2 separate regions of the Homo sapiens genome follow, and region 1 is linked to region 2. The links are chromatin contacts, found by Hi-C or POLR2A ChIA-PET in ENCODE. All regions are on one chromosome and are shown on one strand. Each heading gives the region's core, a stretch centred on a gene start or an enhancer-like site at or near the end of the contact. The rest is flanking DNA. Distances are from core to core; before and after follow the strand shown.

Region 1 (6,182 bases), core at 3,649-6,148, 210 kb after region 2:
AGACTAATCAGTGTGGTGACATTCCATACCTCTTACATTATATTCTAGCATTATGGCATTTCATACCTGCTACAATGTATCCCAGTAAGTATGTGTTGTTTCATATCTGCTACAATGTATACCAGTAAGTATGTGGCATTTCATACCTGCTACAATGTATGCTAAAGAGTATTATGGCCTTCTATAGTTGCTACATTATTATTATTATTATTATTATTATTATTATTATTATTTGTAGACAAGTCTCTCTGTCGCCCAGGCTGGAGTACAGTGGCATGATCTCAGCTCGTGGCAACATCCGCCTCCCAGGTTCAAGTGATTCTGGTGCCTCAGCCTCCTTGAGTAGCTGGGACTACAGGCAGGCACCACCACGCCCCGCTAATTTTTGTATTTTTAGTAGAGACAGGGTTTCACCATGTTGGCTAGGCTGATCTCGAACTCCTGACCTCAAGTGATCCGCCTGCCTGAGCCTCCCAAAGTGCTGGGATTACAGGTGTGAGCCACCCTGCCCTGCCTAGTTGCTACATTGTATACTAGTAAGTATAGTGGCATTTCATAGCTGCTGCCATTTATAGGGAGCATGCTGAGGGGTGAAAGACACTGACTTTCATGTCAGGAAAACGTGTATATTCAAATGCTGGTGCTGCCCTTTATCATGTGACCTTGGGCCTCAGTTTTCTTATCTTTTAAATAGGTGTAATGATGCCCCTGGGAGCATTGTGAGGGCTCAGTGTGTGGATGCACACAGCATAGTGCCTGGCATGTGCGTGCTGCCAAATCTAACTTTAATTCTCGCAACACTAGAAAGTGTGTCTTAGGCTGAGGTCCCCAGGAGCAGGCCCTGGGAGGAGGACCTGCATGAAAGGGATTTGTTAGATGTGCCCTGGAAAGCTGCGCAATGGAACAGGGACTCAGAGAGACCAGGAGGAGGAGGCTACGCAGTGCAGGATCAGGCCAAGCACAGGCAAATTTTGGAGATGATGATGATCATGCCCGAGAGATGTCCCAGTCAGGGACCCAGGAGCTAAGAACGTAAAACTCAGCCTGTCAGTCACGGGCAAGGGAGACATAAATTCCTATGTGTTTCCAGTCCTCCTGCCAAGTGGCTTCTAGCTTTCTGGGAACAATGCTCCCAACAAGAGACCCAGGCACCGTCTATGGAGTGAGGACAAAAACGGTGATACCAGCAGAGGTGGACAGTGCCTGCCCAGGAGGCTGGTCATTTGCTCCGGGTCACACAAAGAAGGCGTGAGCTGGCATAGACCCCTGGTCAGGTCAGGAGGTGGCTGGGTAAGATGTGAACTTGCACCCAAGGAGCTATGGGTCCCCAAAGACCTGGAGTAGACTCCGCATTCTAATATCCCAACCCATGGGGAAGCCCTTGGGGCAGACTGCAGGACCCCTCAGGACAAAGGCTCCCCACGTAAGCATTTCTCATAACAAGCAGAGTTGGGCATCTTTGCCATGTTTTCATTCATTCATCATTCATTCATTCATTCATTCATTCATTCATTCATTCATTCATATATTCACTTATTCATCCGTATTCATCCAACCTTTGTTTAGCAAGCGCCTCCTGCTGGCTGGGCACTGTTGTAGACATGAGGCATAACAGTCAAAAGAATTTTTAAAAATTAATTCCTTTTCTCACGGAGCTGACATTCTAGAGGGAAGGGATGAGCAACAAGAATGGCAAAACACAGAGACAGCACGCATCTTAGAAGGTGACGGTTTCCATGCAGAAAACAAAGCAGAAAGAGCGGAGAGCCGGGGCTGGAAGGAGTGCTCTGTCCAATGTGCTTCCAGCAGAGCCTCACCAAGGAGCTGTAAGCACAGACCTGAAGGGACCTCATTGAGTCTTGTAGCTTTGAATACCATGTAGATGCTGACAACTCCCAAACTGTTTATCTCCAGCATGTCCTCTCTTCAACTCCAGCTGGTAATTCAAATATCTTTGAATTCAAGAGCATCTTCAAGAAGAGGTGTTCTTGAAAAAGACTATTCCACGCAGCAGGAATAGCAAGTGCACAGGCTAAGAGGTGGGAGCCCGCCTGGTCTGCGGGAAGATAGCAGGGAGCTGGCGCACCAGCCGCGGAGAGGTGAGCTCAGGCCAGAGCAGCCGAGGAGGATGCAGGCTTCGTGAACAGGCAAGTCTGGATGAGGCCTTGGCTTCCTCTCCAAGTGCATTAAGGCCGGAGAGTGACATCTGATTCGCATGTTAAAATGCTAGCTGTGATAGTACAGAACAGTCTATGGGGGCATGGGGATGGGGGAGGTGCAAGGAGACTCGTAGGAGGTGAAAGGTGATGGTGGCTGCTCCAGAGTGTTGGAGATGGCAGAGGTGGGAGCGGCTGGACACTGGGCACTTTCCAAGGTGGAGTTGGCAGCATGTGCTGGCGGGTGGATGGGGGGTGCAAGAGTCTTGGAGGAGTCAAGGGCAAGTCCAGGCAGTTGGAGGGCGGGAGCTGCTGTCAACTGAGATGGGAAGATTCGGGATGTGGAGTAGTGGGAAGCTGAGTTTGGGTATATCAGGCTCATTCAACGTCTGTCTGAGTGAAGGGGCTGAGGACACAGTGGGATGTGTAAGTCTGGAATTCGGAGGAGAGACCATGCTGGAGATAGCCAATATAGGACTTGTGGGCATCTATGTGGTATTCAAAGCCACAAGACTCAATGAAGTCCCAGGGAGAGTGAAGGTGGATACAGAAAAAAGTCGTCCAAGCCTCGGGTGGCTCGTGGGGTCAGAGTGTGAGGAGACTAGGGCTCCAGCGAAGGAGACCGAGAAGGAGCAGCCAGGCGGGCAGGAGGAGATCCAGGCAAAGTGGGGTCCTGTGGGCTAAGGGAAGAGAATTCTCAAGGGAAAGGGAAGATGGGCAGCTGTATCCACACCGCAGAAGGACCAAGTCATATGACTACCGAGAACCAACCACTGGACATACCACGTGGAGGCCACTGGTGATCTTTTCTTTTAACTATCAAATACACATAACATAAAACTTACCATAGTAACCATTTTTAAACGCACATTTCCATGGCCGTAAGCACCTTCCTAATGCCGTGAGATCATCAGCACTGTTGTGTTCCAGAACATTTTCCTTCCTCCAAAGGGGGCTCCACACCTGTCAGCAGTCACTCCCCGTCTCCCCGCCTTCAGCCCCCGGCAACCCCTCATCTGCCTTCTGCCTCTAGGGGTTTGCCTAATCTGAGTGTTTCATATCCGTGGAATCACACAATGTAGTGTTTTGTGCCTGGCTCCTTTCACCCAGCGTCGTGTCTTCCAGGTTCATGCACGTTGTAGCACATGTTGGTACTTCACTTCTTTTTGTTCTACATTTGAATTTAATTGTTAAAAAAAATTGACAAAATTTTATAGATATATATTTATGCTGTACAATGTGGTTTTGAAATATGTATGCATAGTGCAGTGACTACATTGAACAAATTAACACATGAATTACCTCATAAACTATCATTTTTCTGTGGTAAGAACACTTACAATCTACTCTTTTGGCGATTTTGTTTCTTTTTAAGGCGAATGGCATTCCACTGTATGGATAGACCACACTGCATTCACCCATCCATCTGTTGACGGCCGTTGGGCTGTTTCTAGCTTTGTGCTGCTGTGAGTAATGATGCTATGAACATGTGTGGCCGTGTCTCCTTTCGAGTCTCTGTTTTCAGTTCTTTGGGGGTGATCCCTAGGCATGGCATTTCTGGTGACCTGCACAACGGGAGCTTCCATGGGGTGATGGGGTCCATGCCCAGGCTGGATGCTGGGAGAGAATGAGAGGAGAGGAATGGAGATGGCAAGGGTGCACAGCTCTTTTGAGAAGTTTTGCTGCCAAGGAAAGGGGAGATGTGGAGTGATTGCTCGAGGGAAAAACAGGGCAAAAGGGTTTAGTTTGGTTTTTGGGGACAGGAGAAGTGGCATGTGCTGTCATGCTGGTGAGAATTGTCCCACAGTGAGGGAATCACCCATGGCAGATGGAATGGGAGGGAGGGAGATCAGACAGTGACCCCACGGGTGGAACGGGAGGGAGAGAGATCAGATATTGGCCCCACGGGTGGAACGGGAGGGAGGGAGATCAGACACTGGCCCCACGGGTGGAACGGGAGCGAGGGAGATCAGACAGTGACCCCACGGGTGGAACGGGAGGGAGAGAGATCAGACACTGGCCCCACGGGTGGAACGGGAGGGAGGGAGATCAGACATTGGCCCCACGAGTGGAACGGGAGGTAGGGAGATCAGACATTGGCCCCACGGGGAGGTGGATGCTGGGGTGGGAGCTCCTCAGGGGCCCCTCTGCTGTCTTTGAACGGGTTCCCTCCCAGGGTTCAGACAACACCCCTGACCTTCTCCTGATCTGTTACGGACTGCAAGAGGATTAAGGACTGTGGGCAGGTCAGATATTGAGAAGGAGAGAGTTCCTGGTGGATTTAATTCTGTGAAAAACATGGCAGCAGGCCTGCAGTCAGACCGTGGGTCCTGTTCTTCTCCACTGTGAAGCTGGAACCTCCATAGGAGCAAAAGAAGTTGGAAGGGGGTGAGGAAGGAAGAGGGGCCATGTTGTGAAGAGTAAAAATAAAACAATAAGGCTGTCATCACTGGGGGGCTGTCAGCGCTCAGGCCACACCCCCTCAGCAAGTGACAAGGACAAACAGTTGCACGGTGCTTAACAAGTTTAAAAAATATATAATATTTTCACTCTGATAAAAGAAAAACTTCAGCCGAATTAAATTGAAAGGAGTTGAACTGAGCAATGAACAATTCGTGAATCAGGCAGCCTCCCGAGCCAGAGTGGGCTCAGAGACTCCAGGGCAGCCACGTGGTGGAGTAAGATTTATGGACAGAAAGAGGAAATCGACTACAGAAAGCGAAAGTGAGGTACAGAAACAGCTGGATTGGTTACAGGTTGGTGTTTGCCTTATTTGAACACCGTTCAGTCGGCCCCCTTTGATTGGCCAAAACTCAGTGACTGGCACAAGTGCAGGCTACAGTCTGTTGATGCCTCCGCTTGTTACATCGATAGTTCACGATGTACAGAAAAACCTTTAGGCCGAACTTAAAATATGTAAGGAGGCAGCTTTAGGCTAAACTTGATTTAACAACATGCATTTAGCTTTCTGAACTCAATGTTATTTCAACTGCTCTTCCCCAAGCTTCCAGATGGGACCGGAGTTTCGGGGATGTGGTTTGCCCAAGGATGCACACCAGAGGGTGGCTGAGCCTGGCGGGTCCCCGATCTGTGCCCCAGAGTGAGTGGCACCAGAGAGAGGATGCAGCCCTCAATGTTTCTGCACTTTGAGCTGATTGCTTTCCCATTTGACCCTAGAAGTTGGATATAAACATTGTCTTGTGTTTGATTTCCTTTGTTTGGGGAGGTCATAAAAAGGCCCCAACAGGATTCTATTAAAGCTTTTTCTTCCAAGTGAGTATCTAAGGCCAAGTTATAAAGCGTTGCAGGGGAAAAGCGAATATTTGCCTTGAAACCTCTTCCCTTGCCTTATAGAAAACCAGAAGAGAAAGAGCACTGAGCAGAGGAGAAGCATATTGCTTCCTTCCCTTGTCCACGTCCTCTGGGCCCCCAGTCCACGTGACTGTGGGGCCTGGGCGCCTGCCCCATCCTCCCTCCACCGAGAAGGGAGCTTCCAGTGTGTTAAGGGGGGCAGCACCGCAGTTCTGTTGTTTTCTTTCCACAGGCTTGGGGTTCACAAACTCAGAAGGGATTTGTCCCTGAGCATTTTTCTCCCTTGGTTTTTTAAGCCATTTGGGTTTCAAGGAAATTGAATCCATGTGTGTTTGGATTAATTGCTTAACTCCTAAAAACGTTGTTTTGTAACAGCAATTTGACATCCAAAAAGCTTGTTAAGTTACTTTCCATCCTTTTTCTGTGGTCCCAATCGGGGGAAATGGGAGATCCCTCCTGCACCAGCCCCATGCTTACAGCTGGAAAGGGCTAATGAGGAATTAGCGTGATGTTCAGTTTATCCCCAAATAAGGCGGGCTTGCAAACCCCACTCTGAAATCCAGGAAGCCTCCTGGGTCCTGCTGGGTTTCTGGGCTTTAGAGAATGTGGACACCTTCTGTGGTCTCGTGTTCAATTTGAGATTTCCTTTTCCCTGGGTCTCGTTTCCAGAGCTTGACTGATCCTCTGGTGGTTCAAATCGCAGTGGAGGAGATG
Region 2 (5,729 bases), core at 3,094-5,593:
AAGCTCACGAACACTCTCGCTTCTGTGGGTGAATGTGGATACCCCTTGGCTGCGTCTCCCTCCACAGGGAAGATGGAGACGTGTAAAGTGACAAGGACCTGCTACCCCTGGGCAGGTTATGCCGGTTCCACTGTGAGGATGGTGGCAGGGGGCTTCCCAGGAGGCCTGCACATTGGGAAGAGAGGGGCGACCGTGTGTGACTGCAGGACCCAGGGCGCAGTCTTAGGACTCTGATGGGGGAGGAGATGCTGGGGAGCCCTGTTCTGCCAGCCTGGTGACAGACATCTCCTAATGTTTCCCGGCTGGGTACAACTCACAATGTCCTCCGTGGGGAGGCAATTGCCCATGAGGCATCCCTGGCAGGGATGATCTTGTTTCATTGCCACATATCCCAGCAATGAAACAAGAATCTAGAGTGATGTGATTCCTCCGATGACTTCTCCAACCATCTGGGGTTTTTGTGCGACTCCAAGAAGGGGGAAGGAGGCAGCTCTCGCTCCTCTGGGCTCCTGATGTGGCAGCTCTGGAATGGCCACGTGTCCGTTGGCCCACAGTGGGCCATTTGTCGAATGTGGTTGTGGTGGGATTGGGGCTGGGCTGGAGAGTGGGTGACCACACCAGCTAGCCTCACCCTGGGCCACTGTGCAGCCAGGGGTTTCATCTTCCCAGGGGTCTCGTTGTGAGTGTCCTGGGGCTGCTGGAACAAATTACTGGAAACCAAGTGGCCCAACAAAGATTGATTCGCTCATGGTTCTGGAGGCCACAAGTTTGACATCAAGGTATTGGCAGGACCACACTCCCTCCGACAGCTCGAGGGGAGGACCCTTCCTTGCCTCCTCCAGCTTGCGTTGGCCCAGGCGCTCCTTGGCTCTGGCAGCATCTGCAGTCTCTGCTCTCATCACGTAGCCCTCCCCACCGTGTCTCTTTGTGTCCCAAGTCCCCTTCTGCCTTTCTCCTATAAGGACACCGAGCACTGGATTTAGAGCCCATCCCAAATCCAGGATAGTCTCATCCCGGGATCCCTAATCACATCTGCAAAGACCCTTTTTCCAAATAAGGTCACATTCGTGGGTTCTTGGGGTTAGGTATTAGACATGTCTTTTTGGGGGTCACTAGTCAACCCTCTACAGAACCTCAGACGAAAGTGAATCTTCACAGGCTGAAATGGGGGTGAAGGTCTAGTGCGTCCCTCCTCCTTGGGAGCTCCCTCAGGGCTTGTGCCTATCCTGTGATCCTGTGATCCAGCCTTTTTTTTGAGATGAAGTCTTGCTTTGTCGCCCAGGCTGGAGTACTGTGGCACGATCTGGGCTCACTGCAACCTCTGCCTCCCGAATTTAAGTGATTCTTCTGCCTCAGCCTTCCAAGTAGCTGGGATTACAGGCGCCCACCCCCATGCCTAGCTAATTTTTTGTGTTTTTAGTAGAGACAGGGTTTTACCATGTTGGCCAGGCTGGTTTCGAACTCCTGACCTCAGGTGATCCGCCTGCCTTGGGCCTGCCTTGGCCTCCCAAAGTGCTGGGATTACAGGCATGAGCCACCACGCCTGGCATTTAGTAGGTTTTGGTTGTTTTTTTTTTTTGAGACAGAGTCTCACTCTGTCATCCAGGCTGGAGTGTAGTGGTGTGATCATGGCTCACTGCAGCCTTGATCTCCTGGCCTCAAGTGATCCTCTCACCTCAGCCTCTCGAGTAGCTGGGATTACAGGCATATGCCACCACCCCTGGCCAATTTTTGTATTGTTTAGTGGAGTCGGGGCTTTGCCATGTTGCCCAGGTTTGTCTTGAACTCCTGGGCTCAAGCGATCTGTCCACCTTGGCTTCCCAAAGTGTTGGGGTTACAGGCGTGAGCCACCACGCCTGGCTTAGTAGGTTTTCTAGAAGCGCCTGAGGCCTGGTGAAGGCATGGTGTCATGGAGTAGAGAACATTCAACTCTGTTCCCGGGGAGCCGGAACACACCCCTCGTAGCCAATCTCAACAGTCATGACGTGGCCAGGATGACATGGGGAGGGGGTGGTGTGGACTGTGTGGGAGGCCAGCTCCCCGGGAAGGGGGCTGGAGTGGGCTTGGCTTTGAGGAGGATTCCCAAGAGGAGGAGGAGGCGGTGGCATGCTCGTTTGGGGGGATGGCGTGAGCCAGGGTGGGCACCTCTTCATTTAGGTGTCACCTTCTTGACATTCCAGCCGGGACATGGTTTCCTTGGGGAAGATGGACACCCCCAGAGTGGGGCATCTCCTGGGGAAGATGGACACCTCCGGAATGGGGCGCCTCCTGTTCTCACTGTTCTTCTAGCACACAGTTGTATTCTCTTGCAGTTCTGGAGGCTGTGAGATCTCCTGGCTGTTATCTAGAACAAACTCGCCTTTGAGCAGCGCCGTCCTGATGGTGGGGTGGCCCCTGCGGGTGGAACAGCCCCTGCTGTCTCAGAGCTTACTGAGAGCTAGTGGGCATGGGAGTGGTGCTGGACCGAAACACCCAGAGGGATCATAGAGCCAGGCAGTAAGCACAGAGGCCAGCTAGTGGGGAGGGAGGGACCCATCCATGAAAAGACACCAAGCATTGAAAGAGAGGAGAGGATGGTTGGGGACCGGCACACATGTGCATTTTGCGCAGATGGCCAAGGTGGTGAGGCGCCAGCCACGCAGACAACTGGAGGAAGGAGGAGTGCCCTAGGGGAGGGGCCAGCTCCGGTTCTAGAATGATCCGCTTGTGCACGTGGGCCTGGCTGGAATAAATCATTGCATCCGCACCGTAGACTCAATCGTAAGCTCACACCAGGGCAGCCTCTGCTTTGGTGCAGTGTCTTCGATCATGAGTTGGCCATGGTGGGGGTGACTCCAAGGGGACTCCCAAGGAGGGGGTTCACCGGATCTCCCAGGGAAGGTCATTTGTTTTCTTGGGTTGGACCTGGGACAAGGCCTTCTCCTGTCTAGTTTCTGTTCTCCAACTTGACCGCACGGAAGGATGCTGAGGACACCTGGAAGCCGGCCCCTGCTCTACAGCACCCATAGGACAGAGGCACACCATGTGGGGACAGTTTGGACAGTGCTCAGGAGGCAGGGAGCAGATCAGAGGACCGCGGGAGGCCCTGGGAACCGCACGAGGACCCAGGCATTGAGCTCTGCACTTTCTGGCATCAGCCCGATGTACAGTCTGGCTCTGTGTCTACCCCGTACTTCACTTTCCCCATCTGTACGGGGGCGGTAATAATATTCTTTACAGCCCAGGTTTAAGCGGGTGTAGATGTGATGAGCTTGGTAAGCCCATCTCATTACATTCAGTTCTGGGCATTGAACCCTGGACTTTCTGGCTGGTAGAAGTGGACATTCAACCTTTCCTTGGGGCCCTGGGGCTTCTGCAGAATCAGAACACAGCCAGCAGTTTGCATGCAGGGTGCAGAGGGACAGAGGGACACCATGTCGGGAGCCCACACCTGGCACACCCCTGACTCTGGGGCTCAGTGTCCTGCTGCCCTGCGGCCACGTGATCAGCTAGAGGTCATGGCTGGACCCATAGGCGAATACAGCCTGTGGATTTGATTTTGTTTGGCCCTGCGGTGTTTTATTTTATTTTTAGTTTTAGTTTGTGGAGACAGAGTCTCGCTCTGTCAGTCAGGCTGAGTGCAGTGACACGATCTCAGCTCTGCAACCTCTGCCTCCCGGGTTCAAGCGATTCTCCTGCCTCAGCCTCCTGAGTAGCTGGGACTATAGGCGAGTGTCACCATGCCCAGCTAATTTTTTATTTTTAGTAAAGATGGGGTTTCACCACATCAGCCAGGCTGCTCAGTGTTTTAAAAAGGGCTTGTTTTGCTTTGTGCCAGCATTTAAAGATCAGGAGATATCATATAAAGATCCAGATTTCTACTCTCTTGAGAAGTGAACAGCTCTGGCCACGCCGGGCCCATATCCTCTAGGGCAGTGACGGAGCTGAGACAGGGCCTGTGACAACTGAGAGTTCTCTGGAGTCCACACGGCTCCTTGCCCAGCTTCTGGTGGAGGTTGAGCTTAGTGACCCAGGATTTCGTCTGTGTCCACCAAGAAGGAGAGGTGCCTGTGGCTTAGAGAGGGCGCCCACAGGAGTGCCTTGCCCAGGAAGCTGGCAGCTGAGGCGGCCAGGGTTAGGGGGTTGGGCTTCCTCTTCCCCTCCCCAGTGCCTGAGTGCATTTGGAGGAAGAGAGACGGGTGAGGGGAAGGCACTGAAATTGGTCCTGGAGCGCTATTATTGGGGGCTGGGGACCAGCTGTCATCCCTTTTCCTGTGGGCAGGGGAGGCAGTGGTGGGATCCCATGAGACCCGGACTCTGTGGCCTGGTGAGGCAGGGAGCGGCTGGGGAGACACTGTGGGTCTCCACAGGGGTGCGCTGTGGGTCTGGCCTGGGGAAGGAGCTGGTGAATGTGCCTGCCATGTGGGTCCCTCCCTGCTCTGGCCCTGATAACCAGGAGCGGCTGGCTCTCATTTGGAGTGCGGTTGTGGGGACTGTGGAGGTGGCAGCTTCCCAGGTACCATCCCCACTGCCTCCGAGGGAGCAGACCCTGGTGGAGAGGCAGGATGGCTGCAGGGCGGGAGCTGGTGGTTGGCATCACTGCACGGGCTTGTAGTAGTGGATGGGAAGATGCAGGAGAGGCTGATGACTGAGAAAGTTGGTTCCTGTGGACTAAGCTGGGGGAGCCGGACAACCAAGTGGTTAGAACCTTGGGCTCTGGTATCAGCCTGATGTACAGTCTGGCTCTGTGTCTACCCCGTGCCCCACTTTCCCCATCTGTACTGGGGGTACTGGTATTCTTTACATCCCAGGGTTAAGCGGCTGCAGATGTGATGAGCTCGGTAGGCCCGGCGCCTCGCCGGCACTGAAAGCTCCAGTGTCCGCCCTTAGTGTCATTGATGGGGTTTTGTTCCTGCTGCGGTTCTGATTGGTTACAGTTGCGGTCACTTATTATTGGAGGCATGTCCCCCGCTGTGGCTGATGGTAGAGGTGTGTTTGCTGGTGGTGTCCCAGTGTGTGCCTTGGCTGGAGGTGAGGAGGGATAAAAACAGCCGCGACAAGAAGGAAATCAAGGCCGGGCACGGTGGCGCACGCCTGTAATCCCAGCACTTTGGGAGGCCGAGGCGGGTGGATCGCTTGAGGTCAGGAGTCCGAGACCAGACTGACCAACATGGTGAAACCCCATCTCTACTAAAAATACAAAAATTAGCCAGGCATGGTGGCCCGTGCCTATAATCCCAGCTACTGGGGAGGCTGAGGTAGGAGAATCGCTTGAACCCGGGAGGTGCCGCTGCACTCCAGCCAGGGCAACAGAGCAAGACTCCATCTCAAAAAAAAAAAGAAGGAAATAAAAGTCTTCTCTGGAACTAGAACGTTCCTATGTAGACGTAGCTGGAGGGGGAGGCTGTGTGGTTTGCGCCGTGGCCATGGCAAGACACGACGGGCAGCATCTTCCCACTCCAGCCTGCATCTCTGCCCCAGAACTCATGATGGTTCTCCTAGGATGGGGCTGTCCCTTCCGCTTGCTGAGACATGAAGGACGGGAAGAGACCCCCGGCCCTCACCGCCGCATCGCCTGCCTTCCTCTGCTGCTCCTTAGCAGGAAACATGCCGGAGTGTTCCCTAGCCATCCATTCACCAATTGCATCCCCTCTCTTTATTTTTCAGCCTTGAAAAGATCTTTTGAGGTCGAGGAGGTCGAGACACCCAACTCCACCCCACCCCGGAGGGTCCAGACTCCCCTACTCCGA

The links. A loop is a pair of places that touch in the nucleus more often than their neighbours do. ChIA-PET counts read pairs that join two places held with the same protein, here RNA polymerase II (POLR2A). Pooled maps may share reads with other maps.
Region 1: a pooled map shows a loop between it and region 2 (7-fold over the local background). The contact joins two enhancer-like sites. A Hi-C loop is called at or near these places in 7 of 50 pooled maps. POLR2A ChIA-PET finds 5 or more read pairs at or near these places in 2 of 52 experiments (SK-N-SH and activated T-cell).

The regions. Positions count from the first base shown.
Region 1 is chr17:77,605,478-77,611,659 of GRCh38, forward strand. No RefSeq gene overlaps it. Among named protein-coding and RNA genes, the nearest start is that of LINC01987, 120 kb to the right of the region's middle. Within about 2 kb of position 4,899, at least 9 of the 41 ENCODE cell types and tissues checked have a DNase peak (open chromatin) inside an H3K27ac peak, as active enhancers do.
Region 2 is chr17:77,396,413-77,402,141 of GRCh38, forward strand. It overlaps SEPTIN9 (septin 9), which reads left to right. Exons shown (of 12, transcript NM_001113491.2): 3 at 5,647-5,729. MIR4316 (microRNA 4316) reads right to left here and starts at 642; the gene lies at 572-642. RefSeq lists an enhancer at 1,515-2,233. Within about 2 kb of position 4,344, at least 13 of the 41 ENCODE cell types and tissues checked have a DNase peak (open chromatin) inside an H3K27ac peak, as active enhancers do.